Regions from separate parts of the Homo sapiens genome. Here regions 2, 3, 4, 5, 6 and 7 are each linked to region 1. A link is a contact called in ENCODE Hi-C or POLR2A ChIA-PET data. All regions are on one chromosome and are shown on one strand. Each heading gives the region's core, a stretch centred on a gene start or an enhancer-like site at or near the end of the contact. The rest is flanking DNA. Distances are from core to core; before and after follow the strand shown.

Region 1 (2,793 bases), core at 1-2,500:
TGAAGTTTGGTGCTGATACTCCCAAAAGGTCTTAGAACTGTGTCTGGCACATAATAAACACTCATTAAACATTAGCTATTACTATAGCATGCAGGAAACTAAACAAGCACAGAACAATATGGCTAAAAATAGCCCTTCCTCCCCCTTTCTCTTTATTGGAGTGGGAGGCCAGAGGGGAGGGAGAGAAGCCCAAGGAATGGGGATATCTTCCGTTATTGACTAGAACGTGATTAAGCCATAGAAAGGCTGGAATGCCTCGGCATTTCTGGGTGAAGCTGTGAATCTCGCCTTCTTCCCAAATCCTACAGTGATAGATGGGACAAGGCTCTGACGGGTAAAAATCTAAATGCTGAGCTATTCCTTCAACAGCAGCAGAGTACCCAGAAGTAATGCTATAATGGGTAATATTACGGGTAGTGTTCTCTCCCATGGGCCCTTAGTGATATACCAAGGACCTGAGTCAGGTTATCTGGTTAGGTGTCTCTGGCCAAGTCAAGGTCCCTCCCTAACTAAACCCAGCTCCACTCTGACCCAAGGTGACCCTCCAAATCTTTCGACTTCCAGGTCCACTAGCCTTAGAAACGGGGGACATCCTCCTCCAGCACCTGAACCCCGAAAGACAGCACCCAAAACCTCAATGTCCACTCCGGCAGCCACATCCGTCATCTGTCACTCTTACCTGTGTACTCAGTCCCCATGGTCTTCGCTCCTCGCCGTCCTGTGGACATGGAGCCCTGTCCTGGGCTCTGCCCCTTCCAGATAGGGCTGACAGGAAATGCTTCAGCCGAGGCTGCCCCGCCCGGGCAACTTCCCCGGGCTCTAGGACTTTGCCCACACTGGGCTCTACGCAGTCGATACAGGGGAGAACGGGGTAAGCCTCCTCCGGCCGGGTTTCCTGCTCTTGGCCACTTAAAGTGCTTCACTCATTCCAACACACACCGCCTTCCGCACGCCGCCGGGCCATGCACGCAGGCGCAGATTCGCGGCCACGCACCGGACAGTCACACACCGGGCCGCCATCCCCGCGCGCGCTCGCCCCTCCTCAGCACAGCACCGCACGCTCACCACGTATGGGCACTCACAGCCACCAGGCCACACGCGCACGCTCACGCCCGCCGCCCACACAGGAACCAGGACACCGCCCCCGCCGCGCCCCAGTCCAGCCTCGGCCGCTGCCCCGCCCAGACCTCCCTTCTCCTCAGCAACCGGCGGGACGTGCACTCGCCCGGCTTTGGGTCCTTTCCGGAAGTGGGCGTGTCCTCCGCTGCAATAGCCCCTGGGAAGTGTAGTCCGGAACGGAGGCGGCGTTCAGAAATAGGGCGCTGGCTTTGCCAGGAGCGGCTCCTCTCCAAGCCTGGCGGTCACTGCCCTGTGTCCCCTTTTGGGCCTCTCCTGGTCCTCCTGGTTGGATTAGGAGGCCTCTCAGCCCGGAGTCTGGGTCGCCGAAGTACAGGCCCCTTCACTGAAGCGACCCACGGCGCAGGGGTTTCTGGAAGCCATCGCCAGGCTCCGAGTGTTCAGATGCAGCTGCCAGGCTCAGGACGCAGAGAACTGGCTTCCAGCTCGCAGGAGCGCCTGTCCGTGGTGGGTAGGGTCGCAGGCGTGGGGTGTGCAGGAGCAGTGGGACAGCACTGAAACGCAGTCGGTAAGGCGTAGCGGCTACCCTCTGGAGAGGAAAACCATGACAGGGCGGGGCTTGGGGCGCGGGCGGGGCCTACGCGATAGAAAAGTGAGGAGATTGGGATTTGTCTGCTTTGCACACTTGTGACTTTCTGATGGTGCGCGTGTGGAACCTGTTTTATTTCATGCCTACTAGTTACTGCTCTCTGATATACGGTACGCCCCTCACCTCCCCCCACCCCATTTTATCTCTCCCTGCTGGAAGGAGGGTTCCAAGAAGGCACACAGCTTCCGTCCTGTTCAGGGTTATATTCTCAGTGACTAAAACAGCACATAGTAGGTGCTTAGTTTTTTATTTTTATTTTATTTTTTAGGAAATCACGAAATCTAGCATTGCCAGTCTCACCATGACACAACATGTTATAGGCTGAATATGTCCTCCCAAAATTACTATGGTGAAACCCTAACCCCTAGTGTGATGACGTTAGGAGGTGGGACTTTGGGGAGGTAACTGGTTTTAGATTAGGTCATAAGGGTGATACCCTTATGATGGGGTCAGTGCACTTATTAAAAAAGAGGAAGGAGGGGTCTCCATGTTTACACAACCACCAAGCAAAGGCCATGTGAGGACACAGCAGGATGTAACCCATTTGCAAGCCAACGGGGCCCTCACCAAGAACTGAATGTGCCAGCACTTTAACTTCCCAGCCTCCAGAATTGTGAAAAATAAAGTCTCTTAGTCAAGTCACTTAGTCTATGATATTTTGTTATAGCAGCCCCAGCTGACCAAGATACAGCATCATAGATACTGGCTCACCAGAAACTAACTCACCCTCCCAGTCACACTCAATCACCCAAGGCCACACAGTGACATCTAGACTGGACTCTCCTGGATCCAATTTATGTCAGACATCATAAACAACATAATAAAGCCAAGTCTAGCTGTGAAGATACTTTAACTATGAAACAGCAAATATCATCTTAGAGCTTGTAACGTTTGTGGTTATTTGAGTTGGATGAAAATGATAATATTCTCATTTTAGCTCTGGCATATAAAGAGCTCGGAAGCCTTCATTCCCATCTTCACAACAACAAAATCATTCAACAAACTGAAAATCAACTTTTCTTAGATCCATCAGAGAACTGAAGATAGAAAGGTAACTGACACCCCAA
Region 2 (2,793 bases), core at 90-2,589, 1.8 Mb before region 1:
CTCATATGCTTGGTAAACTGTTTGTGGATCACCCAAGTTTTAGTCTCCCTGATAAAAATCTCAGTCAATCAGATATTAACACATATTATCTCAGGTACAGTCTGTCAGCCACAGCCTTCAAAATACCCAGACACAGGAAATATCTCAATGTCACCTATAATCAGTCAAATAAACACAGGCCTGGCCAGGCATGGTGGCTCATGCCTATAATCCCAGCACTTTGGGAGGCCTAGGCAGGTGGATCACCTGAGGTCAGGAGTTCCGGGCCAGCCTAACCAACATGGTGAAAGCCCGTCTCTACCAAAAATACAAAAATTAGCCAAGTGTGGTGGCCGGTGCCTGTAATCCCAGCTACTCGGGAGGCTGACGCAGGATAATCGCTTGAACCCGGGAGATGGAGGTTGCAGTGAGCCGAGATTGCGCCACTGCACTCCAGCCTGGGCAACAGAGCAAGACTCCGTCTCAAAAATAAACACAGGCCCTCGCAGCATTTCCATCACACAGTATTATTCTGATCACAGTCATTCATAATCTTAGTCACCATCTCAAGGACACACAAAGAAAATCAGTCACACTTGAAATCCCACCGTCACACGCTCACCCTCTCACAGTATCTCACAACCCACGTAGGAAGTCTCAAACGGCAACCATCTCTGTCAGTCACACACTCCATGGTTAGTGTTACACTCAACCTATCAGAATCACACACTCCAACCCGTCAGATACACACACCCAAGAGGTGTCAGACACAGAACCGCCTATCAGACACATAAACGGGTCCGCCCCACACCCTCCCAGGCCACTGGTCCTACATTTTATCTGTTATCTGTCCGCCCGCTCCACACTTCGTCCGCCCCACACCCGGTCAATCAGTCCATCCGACACACACTCCGTCAGTCCGACACATTCTCCGTCGGTCCGTCCGGCACTCAGTGTGTCATTCCGCACCACATTCGGTCCGTGAGTCTGTCCACACCGGGTCCGTCAGTCCGTGCACACACGGTCCGTCCACGCCTGGTCCGTCAGTCCGTCACATCCTCTGCGCGTGTGTCCGGCACTCGCAGTCCGTCTACTCACGTCCCCTAGTCAGCCTCTCACTCTCTACCCGCTGGGCGGTACCCCGCATCTCGCTCTGGCCGCCCCAGAGGTTCGCGGCTTCTGGACCTGCTGTGCCCCTCTCCAGCCTGGATCAGGACGGAGAACACCCCCGAAACCCACCTCACCAGCACAGCCGGCGGACCCTTCCGGAGGTGGCCGCAGAGACTAGCCAACTTGCGCGCCCGCCGACCCGGACCACAGCTCCCAGCACACCTCAAGGGCCCACGCCCGCCAGGACTACAATTCCCGGCGTCCTCCGGAAGCTCAAGTGTACCCAGGCGCGGTGCCTGCTGGGAATTGTAGTTGACGTTGGTCAGCACGGAGGCCACAGGATCCCAGCCCGGCCTTTGTGGGACTGAGGTGGCGCTGAGTGGGAGAGCAGCAGGCGATGCGCGAAAGGCGGGACTTGGAGGTGAGGGAAATGTGAAGGCTGAGGGTGAGAGTGCCTGTGTGAGGCTGAGGGTGCCTGTGTGAGGGTGAGGGTGAGGGCGGCTGTGTGAGGGCTGAGGGCTGAGGGTGCCTGTGTGAGAGCTGAGGGTGCCTGTGTGAGGCTGAGGGTGCCTGTGTGAGGCTGAGGGTGAGGGCGGCTGTGTGAGGGCTGAGGGTGCCTGTGTGAGAGCTGAGGGTGCCTGTGTGAGGCTGAGGGTGAGGGCGGCTGTGTGAGGCTGAGGGTGGCTTTGGGAGGGCTGAGGGTGTTTGTGTGAGGGGTGAGGGGTAAGGGTGAGGCAAGAAAATCGGGTCTGGAGGCAGGGAACCTAAGGACTTCCTAGAAGTAAATCAAATGGAAACTGCAGCTATGGTAGGAAATATCCTCTCCATTTATGCAGGGCGTACATGGAGTAAATCACTTTGTAACTTTACTTCGTCCTCTTCATTTACATAGGGCATATACCAAGTAACCAATGGAAACCTCTAGAGGGTATTTAAACCCCAGAAAATTCTGTAACCGGGCTCTTGAGCCCCTATGCTCCGGCCTGCTCCCATACAGTGGAGTGTACTTTCATTTTCAATACATCTCTGCTTTTGTTGCTTCATTCTTTTCTTTGTGCATTTTGTCCAATTATTTGTTCAAGATGCCAAGAACCTGGACACCCTCCACCAGTAACAAGGGTACCTGGGTGAGAGGTGAGGGTGCCCATGTTAGGAGTGAGGGGAGAGGGTGCCTGTCTGAGGGCTTGTGGGTGTGAGTGTCTGTGTAAGTACTGAAGGTGCCTTTGTGAGAGGTGAGCGGTGTGGTTGCCTATGTCAGGGTGTGTATTGAGTGTAGCTATGTGTGGCTCTCTGTGAACACATGTAATCATTTTTATAAATGTGTATCATTTTTTACTGAATTTGAGCTGGGCGTCTGTCTGCATGAGTCACTCTGTGACCAGGTTTGTGGGTTGTTCTGTGTGCTTACTCTGCGTGTGTGTGACCTGTGATTTAATCATCATATGTGATAATCATGCAGCTGTGTTTGCCTGCACCAGGTGTAATTGTGTCTGAGACAGATACTTAGAGGTAATGGGGTGGACCTGACACAGTATAAAGGCCCTAGACTGTGTGTGATGTTGTTACGGTGACTGTGAATGGTAGTGTGATTGTGTGATTCAGTCGATGCCTGGACTGTGTGTGAGAATGTATCTTCTCTGTGTGTGTGTGTATGTGTAAGAGACATTGAGCAGGAGACTCTGGCTTGGGGCCCGATACATAGAG
Region 3 (2,793 bases), core at 81-2,580, 1.6 Mb before region 1:
TTGAACCCAGGAGGCGGAGGTTGCAGTGAGCCAAGATCGCGCCACTGCACTCCAGCCTGGGCGACAGAGGGAGACTCCATCTCAAAAAACAAAAAACAAACAAACAAAAGACCTGTCAATTACTCTTCCCAATATAAAGGATACAAGCAAGAGCCTTAACCTGGCCTTCAGAAGCCCCTACAATCTGGTCTCTATTCTAACTACACCCTTGGAAAACCAAGCAACCTGCGGTTCCACCATCACGCAGGATCTCTCATGCCCAACCAATCTCTACCCCCTCCCCGAGGTGCTCTGGAGGATGGGGGTATCTCAGGGAAGGTGGTATCTCACCACCATCCGCATCCTCCCAGGTGCAGTAGCGGACTCAAAAGCTGAAGGAAGCCTCTACTCACACAGGACCAGGCCGTCGGAAGCCTGGAGGCCATAGTTTCCTCCTTCTCAATGTGTCTCTGGTGGAAGTGGGCAGAGTCCTGAGGAAACCGAAGTTGGGAGGGGAGGGAGAGGCTTAAGGTGTCCGCTGGGGAGCTACCGCAGCCTCCGCCCAGGAACGGCTCCCTCAGCGGGAAATGACAAGTCCACCCAAACTGGAAAACGCCCAGAGTGAGTCATAGGACTCCCACAGGACTGGATAGGACCAGTTTTCCCCTCCCCGAGAGGACACCGAGCCTCCTCTGTCCCGCGCATCGGAGGGGATCGCCTCCCTGGCCCAGACCCCACGCTTCCGGAGGCGATCTGTTCTCTCCACCGCGGCGCCCCGAAAGCACTGTCTCCCCTCGGGGTTCCGGGTCACCGACCCCATCCCACAGAGCGGCGGGAGGACTGCAGGCACGGCCGGCTCAGGGTACCCGAGCTCGGCGGAAAATGCAGAGGCCGCGCTCGCCCCCAACTAACGGTTCTGGACCCGCCCAGCGCAGCCCCCGACGGACGCAGGTTTCGCGCGGCACTCACCCGGCGCGCGCCGCACAATGGCGCCCGTCGGCCGGCGGCGAAGTGCGTCAGCCCGCCGTCCCGAACTACAACTCCCAGACGCCCCCGCGGCGCGCCAGCTTGCCTCACCCAGCGGCGGCCATCTTGACTGGCCGGTTAGGGGCGGCAGGCGAAGCCGGGGACAGCAGGAGGAGGATACTCGTCGATGTCCCTCGGCGGTCCAGCTAGGCAAGGGGAGGCCTCTGGTGAGGGACGCTAGGCCGCAGGGCCCCACACTAATGTGGGCGGCGACCCGAGCTGGGAGAGAGTCGTGCCCTGCCACGAAGGCGACCACTCTTGGGGCAGAGCAGAAGCTGGAGAAAGGAAAGGCGCTGGACAGGGGTCAGGCCGGAAGTGCTGGAATGGGTGATGCTTGGTTGGGTGGCGGTGGGGGCGGGATTAATTATGACGTCCCTTGGGAAGAGGAAGGGCGGGTAGGGCCGGAAGTGCAGGGGGCGGGCCTAACTGGCCGTCCATCTGGGTGGAGGGGCGGGGACAGGGAGGGCGGGGAGAATGTAGGAGGCGGGGCTAGAGTCCACGCAACTTTTGGGGAAGGAGGGGGACTGGAAGACGGAAGTCGCGGGGGGAGTGGGGAGAGGTACTGAAGTTCCACCAGTTTCAAAGTCGAGAAAGAAGGGGAGGACTGGGAGAGCCGGAAGTGTGCAGGAGTTGGGACTGACGGCACTTATGTTTCTGGGAGATGGGTCCTGCCTGAAAGTGAGGGTGGACAGGGCCAAGTGTCCACTCAAGGTCAGGGAGGGGAGGGAAACTCGGAGGACCGGAAGTGTGATGGGAACGTGGCCAAACGTCCACCCTAGTTCTGGGGATTAGAGGAAGGGAGTAGGAAGGTCAGGGGTGTGCAAGGGGAAGGAGGGAAGACTAGGTGGACCACAAGTGTGATGGGAATGAGGCCAAACGTCTACCCTAGTTCTGGAGAGATGATCAGGGCTAACTGTACCCCAGGCATTGGGGAGGAGGAGCAGGATCCTCTGCCTAGTGTCCCCCTGTGGTCCAGTTTGCTCCTGGAAGCTGAGGTGCTCATGTCTAGGGAGAGGAAACCTAAGTCTGTAGCTGTCCAGGACCTGGTGTGTGCCACCCATCCTTGGGCCCAGGGTGCTCTCATCTTCCTTGGGAGCTCAGGACAAGGAGGTATTCTCTTGGCTTCCTCAAGGACCGACATCTGGTGTTTTCTTATCTTCCTTAGGTCCCAGGTCCCAGTATGGTCTTGTCTTCTTGGGACCTGAGGGCCCTAATGATCTCTCTCAGTGCTCAGGACCCTGTGTCCTCTTTCTTGATATTTCCTGGCAGGTCTCAGCAGCCCTCTGCCTCCCTCTGGTGGTCGTGTACACTGCCTGCTAAACTTGTTCCACGGGTTGTTGGTTTTTTTGGTCACTGTGGAGGATCCAACCTCAGGCTACACATTGTTTAATTGTTGCTGTTAGTGTGTTGATTTTGGCATAGGAGTATTTACTCAGAGACTGTGCAGATATCTTATAGTCTAATAATATTTCATTGGATTTTTCGTGTCTATTATAGATACAACACCATCCCCAATTAATAAGTAATTTGATATCTTCTTTTTCCATATTTCAACTTTAAAAAATTAACATTGTATAGTCCTAGCTAGTATGACAGAGCTATGTTAAGTAGTCATGTTTACTAATAGTCTTGTTTTGTTCTGGATTTGAATAGGATACGTCTAGCCCTTCATAATCACAAGGAAGCAAACCCCCTTGGAAATTCTTTTTTTTCTTTCTTTTTTTTTTTCTTGAGACAGGGTCTTGCTCTGTCACCCCGACTGGAATGCATTGGTGCGATCACAGCTTA
Region 4 (2,793 bases), core at 199-2,698, 1.5 Mb before region 1:
ATGAGAGTGTGGCAGCTTCTTACAACACTAATAAGCACGTGTTCATTGTGTGACCTAGAAACTGCACTCTTGGGCTTTTATCCCAGAAAAGTGAAAACTTACGTTCACAGAAAAATCTGTACACGAATGTTCATAGCAGCTTTATTTTTAATAGCAAAATACTTAAAACGATCCTAATATCTCTCAGTGGGAGAAGGTTTAAACTGCTATATACCATAGAATACTACTTCTCAATAAAATGGAATGAACTGTTGATACATACTACTTCAATGCCTCTCAAAGGAATTATGTTCAGTGAAAAAGCCAATCTGAAGAGGCCACATACTGTATGATCCCACTTATATGACACTGTGAAGGCAAAATTGTAGCAGTGGACTACTTAGATTAGCTGTTCCTGGGGTTATGGGTGGGGAGGGAGTGACTACCAAGAGGCAGCAGGAGGATTTTTGGGCAGTGGAGCTATTCTTTGTCCCGAGTTTGTTGGTGGATATGAGTTAAAATTCATAAAACTGAATACCAAAATGTGTGGTGTATGTAAATTTAAAATATATAAACTGTTCAGATATACATTTTAAAAATCAGTTCACACAAAAACGACCAAAATGGCATCCTCATAAGCGCCTCTATCTGGAAAACTGAAATGGGAAGCAGCTCCTGGCCCTATCCTGCCTTCCAGGGGGGCTACATTTATATGGGGCTTTGCCAAAGCCCTCACCCCAGCTGCCACTCACATTTCCCTCATTTCAGCAGCTCCTGAATCCCTGGGGTGGGTAATCTTTGAGTTCTATCCACTCCTTGAAACTGTAGAACCCATTTTAGCGCATCAGTGTCTCTGGGTCTCCACCTCTTGTCTCCCCAGTACTGGGTCTGCTGGTCCCTGTCTCTGTATCTCTGTCCAGATCTGTCTCAGCCTCGAGTGCTCCTTTTCTCTGGGTCTCTCTCTTTTCCTGAGCCTGAGCTGGTCTCTTTCTTTTCTTGAGCCCATGCTGGTCTTTCCCTTTCTTGATCCTGGGCTGGTCTCCCTCCTTTCTTAACCGTGAGCTGGTCTCTCCCTTTCCGTGTCCGACTCTGTACATCTCTGTTTCGGGGACCCCAGGGCGTCTTGGTCTGCCCCCGAGCGTCTGTGGGCCTTCATGCTTCTCTCCCTCCCGGTCTGCGCGTCTTTTTGTCTTTGTTTCTCCGTTTCTCACCGTCTTTGTTTCTCCGGGTCTCTGGCTGTCAGGGGTCTATTATTTACCCGCTTGTTTACTTCGTTGCCATGGTGCCCAAAATGACGCAGGCGCCGGAGTGGGCGGGACGCCGGGAGGCCACACTCGCGTCTGATTGGCCATGCGCACTGTCACCTGTCACGGCTCCCTTGCTCGCCCCGGTGCGCGGCACAGCCTCGCGGCATTGTGGGAGTCGTAGTCCGCGGTGAGGCCCAGTGCGCAGGCGCAGTTTGCCGGCCGCCATCGCGCACTGGGGCTCCGGGCGGCTGGGACCGGCCTGGGGTAGCTGCGCAGCAGGTGGGTCGGTCCCGGGGATGCAGCGCGGGGGTCAGAGAGCGACCCCAACAGGGTAGACGGTGAGGACGCCTCAGTGGGCAGCGTTAGGGAAAGGGGCCAGGGTGTTCCCGGGGTTGGGGTGCGAGCCCCCGCTGTGCGTCCAGGAGGCCGAGGGTCTGGCATCCCTTCGCGTGGAGTGCGGGGCAGGGGCCGGGTCCCCCCGGAGGTGGCTGAGATCCAGATCGGTGAGGGGCCCTGCAGGCAGGTAGGGAACTAGTGCAACCCCCACCCCGTGTAGGCTCGTGGAGGGGAGGCGCTTAGGGCACCCTGTGGGTGGGAGAACAGGAAGGGGCGGCTCCTGATGGGGGAGAGATGAGGGAGGGGGAGGCTCCTGATGGGGGAGAAAGGGGGGAGGGGAAGGCTCCTGAGGGGGGCGAAAAGGGGGAGGGGGAGGCTCCTGAGTGGGGAAGAGAAGGGAGGGGGAGGCTCCTGAAGGGAAGAGGAGGGGAGGAAGTGGGGGCTGAGGGTGTGAGGATGTGAGGGTGTCCGTGGTGGGGGGACGCTGGGCAGGCTGTGGCCCCAGGGGCTGGAGCAGGGAAGGGATGGAGGGTGCGGGGACCAAAGGGGTGCCTAGAATGGGCATTGTCTCTGCTGCCCCCACCCTTGGAATATCTCGCCTCTCCCCAGTCACCTGGGGGTGGGTTCTGTTTGAGTTAGGTGTCTGCGCCCACCCCGGAGACCTCTCTCGTGGAAGAGGCAAGAGTGGGTGTACTGGCTTCGGTCCTGACCCAGGGGGTTGGGGTGGGGGCCTGACTCACCCTCCCATCACTCCTTCCCCATTTCCTTTCTCTCACCCTCCTGGGCTCCTTCCTTTTCCCAATCCCCCTCTACCCCCGTCCAGACTATCTGGCTTTCCCTGCTCTTGCTCCTTCCTCTCCTGTCTTCTCTCTCCCTGCTACCTTCCCTCCCCGCTTCCCCCATTTCTGTCTGCCCTCCTTCCACTTTCCCATATATTCGCCTGTGTCCTTGCTGACTCCTGGGCGAGGCTGAGTGGCACAGTCACTTGGTTCCATGTCACCTCCTCGGTTCCATTTCACTTCCCCCATCCCATCATGTCCTGCGGATGGTTTCCTGCCCTGGAGTCAGAGCGGGACCACGTGTCGCATCGAGTTGCTGTTTTCTGTGCATGATGCTTGAATCTGTGACTTCCTGGGTATTTCTGGCCTCGGGTTTTCGGGGAGCCTAGGCCAGTTGCGCAGGACATCTCTCTGGTTCTGTCTGTCCTGGCGAGTGGATCAGGGACCACAAA
Region 5 (2,793 bases), core at 294-2,793, 1.3 Mb before region 1:
GAAACTACAAAAATTGGCGTGATGCCACGTGCCTGTACTCCCAGCTACTCGGGAGGCTAAGGCAGGAGAATCACTTGAACCCGAGAGGCAGAGGTTGCAGTGAGCCGAGATCGCGCCACTGCACTCGAGCCTGACCAAAGAGCGAGACTCCGTCTCATAAAAGAAAAAGTTTATTTTGCCAAGGTTGAGGACACATGCCCGTGACACAGCCTCAGGAAGTCCTGACGACATGTGCCCATGGTGGTTGGGGTACAGGTTGGTTTTATACATTTTAGGGGGACATGAGACATCAGTGAATATATGTAAGAAGTACATTGGTTCCGACCAGAAAGGCGGGAACAACTCGAAGCAGGGAGGGGACTTCCAGGTCACAGGTAGACAGGTAGAGAGACAAATAGTTGGATTCTTTTTAATTTCTGATAAGTCCTTCCAAAGGAGGCAATCAGAATAGGCATCTATCTCAGTGAGGAGAGGGAAGACTTTGAATAGAATGGGAGGCAAGTTTGCCCTGAGCAGTTCCCAGATTGACTTTTCCCTTTAGCTTAGTAATTTTGAGGCCACAAGATTTTCCTTTCACAGATTCTATCAGCAGGAGAGTTGTTTTCTGTAGGAATCACAGAGATTCAGCTTTGCACTCCTGCTATAGGGGAGCACATCCCTAACTTCCTTCATTTGCCTTAGGCACTCTAAGGCTTCTGAGGGCCTTCAGACACATTATAACACAACAACGCTTATCAGCCTCTGCTTCCAGTGCAGGTATTTTGCGACTGAACGACTGTTTCAAACGGTGTGGTAATTTGGATTTTTAGCCTTTAGGAGAATCCTAAATAATAGTTTTAGCTTGAGCTCCCTATTATTTACCTTGCGCTCCCCGAAATCTGAAACAGTATTTTTCCAGATTCTTGAGTGATTAGTTACAGACACTAGTCTCCAGGAATCTCAATACGGCTTCTAAGGCTAGGTGAGACCCCTCCTCTGCCCTAGAAAGGCGCCTTTTTTTTTTTTTTTTTTTTTTTTTTTTTTTTTTTTTTTGAGACAGAGTCTTGCTCTGTCGCGCAGGCTGGAGGGCAGTGGCGCGATCCCAGCTCACTGCAAGCTCTGCCTCCCAGGTTCACGCCATTCTCCTCCAGCCTCAGCCTCCAGAGTAGCTGTGACTGTAGGCGCCCGCCACCACACCCAGCTAACTTTTTTTTTTTTTGAATTTTTAGTAGACACGGGGTTTCACCGTGTTAGCCAGGATGGTCTCCATCTCCTGACCTCGTGATCCGCCCACCTCCGCCTTCCAAAGTGCTGAGATTACAGGCTTGAGCCACTGCGCCCGGCCAGAAGGGTGCGCTTTTTAAGGAGAACCCCTGACCTGATGGCGGGCTTTTCCTGCAGATGGACTCTGGGTATCGCTCTTTTTAGCGCCATGGAAAGTGGGGAACTACATTACCCAGAAAGCTCTGCGTTAAACGACAGCCGGTCAGAGCCAATGAGCACTCGGAAAGAAGGCATTTCCACGTGTGCACGTAACGTAAGGCTGAGACTTCCGGGGTCTCTAGTAGCGGCTGTGTATCGGTGACGCGGGTGTTTCCCCAGTTTGTGGCCCCTGAGTGCTGGGGGGGGACCGCGGTGACTGAACCTAGAAGGTGGAGAGGAATCGTCCTCGGTGCCCAGAGGCGGCTCTGCAGCCCCGTGACGGCGACCACTGCTCCCGGGCCGTGCTTCCCCAAGTAGTCCGATGGCAGCGGCTGCGCCGAGGCGCCCGACTCAGGTAATTGTGGCGCCTTCTGTGCCCTCAGGTCACCCCATCGTCACCCAGGTCCTAAACCAGCGAGGGAGCGGCTCCTGCTCACGGGTCTGTAGCCGGTACCCGGCGTAGGAACACTGAGGCGCTCGCAGGAGGGGTCCCTGTGTAACTGTCCAGTGGGGGTCCCTGTGTAACTGTCCAGTGGGTTCACCTTGCCAGCTGCCTAGACAGAGCCGATTTATGAAGACTGGAGAATTGCGATGGAGAAATAGTAATTGACGCAGAGCCGTCAGGCTGTTCTGGAGACAGGAGTTTTATTATTACTCAAATCAGTCTCCATTAGCATTCCGGGATCAGAGTTTTCAACATTAATTTGGCGGTAAGGGTTGGGACCTGAGATGGATTCATAGAGGGTTAAAGTGAGTTTTTCATGCTGTTTTCTGTTCTGGGTGGGATGGCAGAACTGATTGACCCAGATTACCGGTCTGTGTGTTGTCAGCTGATCCATCCAGTGCAGGATCTGCAAAATACCTCAAGCACTGATCTTAGGTTTTACAATAGTGATTTATCTTCAGGAGCAACTTGGGGAGGTTCAGACTCTTGGAGTCAGAAGCTGCATGACCCCTAAACGGTAATTTCTAACCTTGTAGCTAATTCGTTAGTCCTGCAAAGGCAGGCTGTTCTCCAGGCAAGAAGGGGGTCTTTTCAGGAAAGGGCTATTATCAATTTTGTTTCAGAGTGAAACCATGAACTGAATTCCTTCCCTAAGTTAATTCAGCCTATACCCAGGAATGAACAAGGACAGCTGAAAGGTTGGAAGCAAGACGGAGTCAGTAAGGTCTGATTTCTTTCACTGTCATAATTTCCTCAGTTATAATTTTGCAAAGACGGTTTCACCTGTTTCTGACACCCGTGGGATGCGGTGGGGAGAGCAACAAGCACAGGGAGGGGCGCAGGCAATGGCCTGGAGATGGACGGAGCCGGGAGGATGGAACCTGTCTGGAACAAAGTGTGAGGTGGAGCTCTCCCTGGAAGAGTAAGCAGGCCGAGGGCTGTGCATT
Region 6 (2,793 bases), core at 104-2,603, 1.2 Mb before region 1:
TTGAGACAAAACACCACGCTCACACCACACGCACACCACAAAACAAAGAACAGGTAAAAAGGGCACACATACACTTTTACCGTTTACACCAAACCAGAATCAAAATCCAAATCAGAGTATCCAGAAATCCAAGCCAGGTCAAAACCAAAACGAAAGTATCAAGCAATCCAAATCAAGTCAAAAACAAAAACCAAAGTGCCGGTACAGGCATGCCGTGGGTGATCAGGCCACCCTTCCACTCAAATGGAGTGGGCAAGTTCCAAAGACTAGTCTTACCAAGTTTCAGATGTCCGGACTCCAAGTGCCTGTTCCTTCCCAGTGTTCAGCCGCTGCATTGATCCTCTGTGGGGGCCTGCCACACGCCACTCTGGCGAGGTGTTCCACTGGGGCAATTGCCTACCCGGGAGTGCTCTCAGGTTCTGCGTCCCTCAAGCTGGCCAGAGTCCCCTGTAGGGATGCTCCACAGGGCAGGCCTAAGCTGCCTAAGGGGCTGCCTCGACTATCTGTTAATCACCTGGCTTCCCAGTCAGGGAACCAAGAAATGTAGCAGGACAAGCCGCAGGGCTGTATTCAGCCTGGAGCTTTGGCAAGACTCACATCTCCAACTACCAAGCTCCCCAAGTGAGGAATTCCTGTCCCTTTTAAGGGCTTACAACTCTAAGGGGGTCCACATGAGAGGTTTGTGATCGATTGAGCAAGCAGGGGGTACACGACTGGGGGCTGCATGCAGTGGTAATCAGAACGGAACAGAACAGGACAGGGATTTTCACAATGCTTTTCCATACAATGTCTGGAATCCATAGATAACATAACCGGTTTGGTCAGGGGTCGATCTTTAACCAGGCCCAGGGTTGGCACCTGGCTGTCTGCCTGTGGATTTCATTTCTGCCTTTTAGTTTTTACTTGTTTCTTTGGAGGCAGAAATTGGGCATAAAACAATATGAGAGGTGGTCTCCTCCCTTAACAGCACAAACGCTTAATTAACATTTCTTTTTCTTTTGAGACAGGTTCTGTCGCCCAGGCTGGAGTGCAGTGGTGCAGTCATAGCTCAGTGCAGCCTGGACCACCTGGGCTCAAGCAGTCCTGACACCTCAGCCTCTCAAAATTTGGGATTACAGGCGCGCGCCACCGTGCGGGTCAGGAGGCTTCCCTGAGGGCCCCGGAGGTGGAGCTGGGCTTTTCCTTCCGAAGCGCCCCTGGGAATCTCTCTCTTTACGGCCTTGGAACCTGGGAAACTACATTACCCAGAAAGCTCTGCGTCAAATGACAGCACGGCAGAGCCAGTGAGAGTTCACATTGAAGGCGTTTCCGTGTGCGCAAGTAAGGTAGAGGCGGGACTCCCGGCGCCCTTTAGTAGCGACCATTTCCATTGGCGTTAGGGAGTCCTTGGAGCGCTGTGTTGGGACCGTGGTGGTGACTGGATCCAGGAGGTCGAGAGTCGTTCTTCTCTTTGCACAGACGTGACTCTGCAGCTCTTTAACGGCGCCCGCTGCTCTCAACCCAGCTTACCCCACGTGGTCCCATGGCGGCGGCCGCGCTAAGGTTCCCCGTTCAGGTAATTGTGGCGCCTTCCGTGCTCTCCGGTCACCTCCTAGTCACACAAGTCCTAAAGCAGCGAGGGAGCGGCACCTGTTTACGGCTCTGCAACCCGGACCCGGCGTCGGGACACTGAGGCGCTCTCGGGAGGGATCCCTGTTTCAGACACCCGTGGGATGCGGTGGGGAGAGCGACAGGTACAGGGAGGGGCGCGGGCAATGGCCTGGAGATGGACGGATCCGGGAGGATGGAACCTGGGGTCCACAGGCGCCTGTAGGGAACAACCTGTGAGGCGGAACTCCTCCTGGAAAAGCAAGGAGGCTGGGGGCTGTGAAATCATTGCGAGGACACTAGAAATAGGAGAATTTCCAAGAAAGAAGGGACTGGATCAAAGTCCAGGCTTTTAAAGTTTCCTAAAGGCCAAATAAATAACAGAGTAGAGAGGGGATGACGTTGGGGCCCTTTGAGATTGAATCCTTGTAGATCATATAGGTGGTAGAGATGACACTTTGTGCTGAGACACGCAGGTTAGACAATAGTCCAAGGTCACCTGGCTCCGTGGACACAAAAGCGTTCAGGGAGGCCTGAGCTTACCAGATCCTATCAGGGACACAGTCCTGTAAAGTCAGCCTCTTCCCTCAGGCCTTTATGGCTGTAGAAGCATTTAAGGAACGCATACAAGAAAGTGGAGGGTGGGGCCGGGTGCAGTGGCTCACTCCTGTAATCCCAGCACTTTGGGAGGCCTAGGCGGGTTGGTCCGGAGGTAGAGACCAGCCTGACCAACCATGGAGAAACCCTGTCTCTACTAAAAATACAAAATTAGCCAGGCGTGGTGGCGCATGCCTGTAATCCCAGCTACTTGGGAAACTGAGGCAGCAGACTCGCTTGAACCCGGGAGGCGGAGGTTGCGTGAGCCGAGATCGCGCCATTGCACTCCACCCTGGGTGACAGAGCGAGACTCCGTATCAAAAAAAAAAAAAAAAAAAAAAAAAAAAGAATGAGGTGCGTTCAGAGAGGGTATCTCTGCTGTGCTGAAGGTGCCACATTGGGCTTTCCATGACCTCGGCCATACTAGGGGAAGTGCCTGTCAGGAGGGGGTGGACTCTTATATCACAGCCACCGCACAGATACCTATTTGTTCAACTAACTATTGTTGTTGGTGGCTGTACCCCATGACCAGTGGGCCTAGTTTCTCCTATGTTTGAGGACCTTGAGAGGAGGATGTGCGAGAGTAGATGTGTGGGAGAGATGGATTGT
Region 7 (2,793 bases), core at 92-2,591, 1.0 Mb before region 1:
GATCGTGATTAACACAGGCAGCACACTTGCACAGAAGTAAATTGCCTTGCTGAGAAAACTTTTGCCTGAGTGCTGGTTTCACTTTGCAGCACCAAGCATTGACTTCCAACAACACCATCTAGAATGCTTTCACATGCCAGGACCCCTCCTTTCTGGAAGGAATCTTAAGTGTCCACCCCTTCATCCCTGGCCTTCCACCCTAAACCCACCTCTCACTTCAGAGACCACACAAAATAACTTCCTTGAAATTCCACCCTCTAAATCTGATCTACTACAGGCTTTGACCTTATGCCTCACCCATTGAAGTCTCTAGCACAACTCCCTCTCTAGAACCCCAGACCTGCATGTTCAGCTACCCGTGATGAACCTCCAGTGCAGAACACCTTAGATTCACCAAGTCCAAAACCCAATTCCTGATGCCCCTGAAACGTGCTCCCTGCTGTGACTTACCAATTTCCATTCTTTCACACGTTCAGGAAGGAAAACAGGCCAAAAAAACCCTGGATAGCCCTTTCCTCCCTACATTCACTCACGACCACATCTGATGCGGCAGGAAACCCCATTGGTTCCATCTTTAAAAATCTACCCAGAATCTCATGACTTCCCCACCCAACCCCTCCTGCCACTGCTCTGGCCCAGCCACCACCGCAACACTTCTGGAGTTTGTTGCAGGGACCTCCTCAAACGTCTCCTTGCCTCCATCCTCATCGTTTCTACCTCACTGTAGTCGGTTTCCTCCTCAGCAAACATTGGAATACTTTAAAAATCCTTTTTCGGATCCCTTCCCTCCACCATTCAAAACCCGCCATGGCTCCTATCGTCCTCGCAATGAAGGAGCAACTTCTCCCCTCGACATTGCAGGCCTGACTACGGTTCACACACGCTCCCGACTGCTACGGGCTCAGTCCAGCTCCAAACCTATGCTCAGGCTGCCCCTCTGCCAGTCACACTCGCCCCCACCCACCAGCGCCCCGCTGCCTTGGACACTGGGGCCTGCGCTGCAGGGACTCAGACAGGCGCTCCTCATTTGGAACTTCAGGATTTGGGGCGGGCGAAAGTCTGGGAAAGGCAGCACCCACCTGCGCCGGGCCCATCACCGCGGCCGCCGCCATCACAGTTCGTAGACCACCCGGAGCCGCGAGGGGGTCCCAGGTCGCGGGACCCTGGCACCGCGGTCGTCCGTCCCCGGGGGCGCAGGCGGGGTCTTCGCTGGCGAGCCACTCCGCAGAGCGAACAGCGACTTCTCCCGCACCCTCCCGCTTCCGTCACCTCGGAACCGCCCAGCAACCCCGAGCTTCTGCTCCGATGGTTCCACCTAAGAGCCGACAAGATGTCCACCGCGAGGAAGATACCGGAAGTCCCGCCCAGAGAGCTTCCGTCCGCAGGGAGACGCCCCTAAGAGTGCCGCCGCCGGGCGGCGCACAGGTTTCTGGGCAATGCAGTTCTCATGTGCACTTGGCCGTGGTGACGGCTAACTCCCCTGCACGCTGGGCAAAGGCCAAATGGTACTGCGAGGGGCGCTGAGAAATTATGCCCTGAGACTCTGAGGTCAGGGCGTGGCTTCGCTCCTTTTAAAGGACCCTCAACCAGGTCTTGTGTAGTGAGGTCTGCAGGGATCCCCGAAATATTGGGATATATTCTTACAGATGTTCCCTGAAGCCACACCACCAAATGGACACACAACATCCAATGTCACTCTGAGTCCACTCATAGTTCAGTCAAATTTCCTTCATTTAAAAAATATGTGTACTGTAGAGGGAAGCTTTGAGTCAGTTTTGTGAGCCTCAGTTGGGTCAGAGTTAACAGAGAATTGTCCCCAGGCAGGGCCATGGAGTGGAAGAATGGTCTCCAGACAGTGGCTATGGAGGGATGCTGGAGCTCCCTGAGGCAAGTGGACTAATATAGAGCTCTTCCTCTGGTTTCCTCAGAAAAAAAATACCTGAGAGAACCATGAGGAGGAAGACAGGCGAGAGAAGGTGGTCAAGGAAGGCACCTTTCCTGCCTGTATGGTCACTAATGTCCAACCAAAGGAGAAATATTCTTTTATCCAAATGAGAGTTCCTAGCCCAAAAGTTGAGATATATCTATTTCCTTTTGGTGATGTTTCTTATCTGAAAAGAAGAACCATTATAAATGCTTTTATATGCCAAGACAGGGGCTGAAAATGTGGTGTCTGAACCCAGAAATAAAGATTTGGAAAATTGGGATCAGATTTCTTGGCTGGGAGGTGATTCTCATTTCACCTGCAATTACACCGACAGTGTCTGAATTGAGAATTGAGATTTATTTATGGTTTTAAAAAAGAAAAGGGCGAGTGTATGGGGAAAGAAAGACAAAAACATTTGTGAATTGTTTAAATTACTCAAAAGTTGTTTTGTGTTTTTTTTTTTTGAGACGGAGTCTTGCTCAGTCGCCCAGGCTGGAGTGCAGTGGTGCGACCATAGCTCACTGCAGGCTCCGCCTCCCAGGTTCACACTATTCTCCTGCCTCAGCCTCCGGAGTAGCTGGGATTACAGGCGCCTGCCACCATGCCCGGCTAACTTTTTGTATTTTTAGTAGAGATGGGGTTTCACCGTGTTAGCCAGGATGGTCTCGATCTCCTGACCTCGTGATCTGCCCGCCTCAGCCTCCCAAAGTGCTGGGATTACAGGAGAGCCCCCGCGCCCGGCCAAATTACTCAAAGTTAATAATTCTGTAGTTATTCACAGATACATGACGAAATGGACCTGGAGAAACATATCTGTGATAAGTGAAAACGGTTAAGATGACAGCAAAATTTGAGCAGGAGACATT

Evidence for each region. A loop is a pair of places that touch in the nucleus more often than their neighbours do. ChIA-PET counts read pairs that join two places held with the same protein, here RNA polymerase II (POLR2A). Pooled maps may share reads with other maps.
Region 2: a loop to region 1 is called in a pooled map, with 14 times the contacts of the local background. The contact joins the promoter of ZSCAN22 here to the promoter of ZNF470 in region 1. A Hi-C loop is called at or near these places in 5 of 50 pooled maps.
Region 3: a map of gastrocnemius medialis shows a loop between it and region 1 (5-fold over the local background). The contact joins the promoter of ZNF274 here to the promoter of ZNF470 in region 1. A Hi-C loop is called at or near these places in 1 of 168 maps with a recorded cell type or tissue (gastrocnemius medialis), 2 of 37 single-sample maps with no recorded cell type and 11 of 50 pooled maps.
Region 4: a pooled map shows a loop between it and region 1 (13-fold over the local background). The contact joins the promoter of ZSCAN18 here to the promoter of ZNF470 in region 1. A Hi-C loop is called at or near these places in 6 of 50 pooled maps.
Region 5: a loop to region 1 is called in a pooled map, with 13 times the contacts of the local background. The contact joins the promoter of ZNF417 here to the promoter of ZNF470 in region 1. A Hi-C loop is called at or near these places in 1 of 37 single-sample maps with no recorded cell type and 7 of 50 pooled maps. POLR2A ChIA-PET finds 5 or more read pairs at or near these places in 1 of 52 experiments (activated naive CD4-positive, alpha-beta T cell).
Region 6: a pooled map shows a loop between it and region 1 (11-fold over the local background). The contact joins the promoter of ZNF552 here to the promoter of ZNF470 in region 1. A Hi-C loop is called at or near these places in 6 of 50 pooled maps.
Region 7: a pooled map shows a loop between it and region 1 (7-fold over the local background). The contact joins the promoter of ZNF134 here to the promoter of ZNF470 in region 1. A Hi-C loop is called at or near these places in 6 of 50 pooled maps.

What each region holds. Positions count from the first base shown.
Region 1 is chr19:56,565,925-56,568,717 of GRCh38, reverse strand. ZNF470 (zinc finger protein 470) reads right to left here and starts at 1,250. Exons shown (of 6, transcript NM_001001668.4): 1 at 680-1,250. It overlaps ZNF470-DT (ZNF470 divergent transcript), which reads left to right and starts at 697. Exons shown (of 2, transcript XM_047439806.1): 1 at 697-1,645. The coding sequence starts at 697. The coding sequence ends at 1,635. RefSeq lists enhancers at 811-920, 1,301-1,510, 1,521-1,570.
Region 2 is chr19:58,325,540-58,328,332 of GRCh38, reverse strand. It overlaps ZSCAN22 (zinc finger and SCAN domain containing 22), which reads right to left and starts at 1,339. Exons shown (of 3, transcript NM_181846.3): 1 at 1,219-1,339. LOC105372480 (a long non-coding RNA gene) reads left to right here and starts at 1,085. Exons shown (of 3, transcript NR_144444.1): 1 at 1,085-1,510. RefSeq lists enhancers at 1,039-1,368, 712-1,454.
Region 3 is chr19:58,181,598-58,184,390 of GRCh38, reverse strand. ZNF274 (zinc finger protein 274) reads right to left here and starts at 1,330. Exons shown (of 8, transcript NM_133502.3): 1 at 949-1,330; 2 at 393-470. The coding sequence starts at 425. RefSeq lists enhancers at 478-667, 294-1,005, 918-1,337, 1,006-1,719.
Region 4 is chr19:58,096,886-58,099,678 of GRCh38, reverse strand. It overlaps ZSCAN18 (zinc finger and SCAN domain containing 18), which reads left to right and starts at 1,448. Exons shown (of 7, transcript NM_001145543.2): 1 at 1,448-1,505.
Region 5 is chr19:57,915,342-57,918,134 of GRCh38, reverse strand. ZNF417 (zinc finger protein 417) reads left to right here and starts at 1,543. Exons shown (of 3, transcript NM_152475.3): 1 at 1,543-1,756. The coding sequence starts at 1,724. RefSeq lists enhancers at 1,167-1,226, 623-1,478, 1,497-1,786.
Region 6 is chr19:57,813,473-57,816,265 of GRCh38, reverse strand. It overlaps ZNF552 (zinc finger protein 552), which reads left to right and starts at 1,353. Exons shown (of 3, transcript NM_024762.3): 1 at 1,353-1,555. The coding sequence starts at 1,523. RefSeq lists an enhancer at 1,029-1,078.
Region 7 is chr19:57,612,790-57,615,582 of GRCh38, reverse strand. ZNF134 (zinc finger protein 134) reads right to left here and starts at 1,341. Exons shown (of 3, transcript NM_003435.5): 1 at 1,080-1,341. RefSeq lists a silencer at 1,087-1,136 and an enhancer at 1,267-1,446.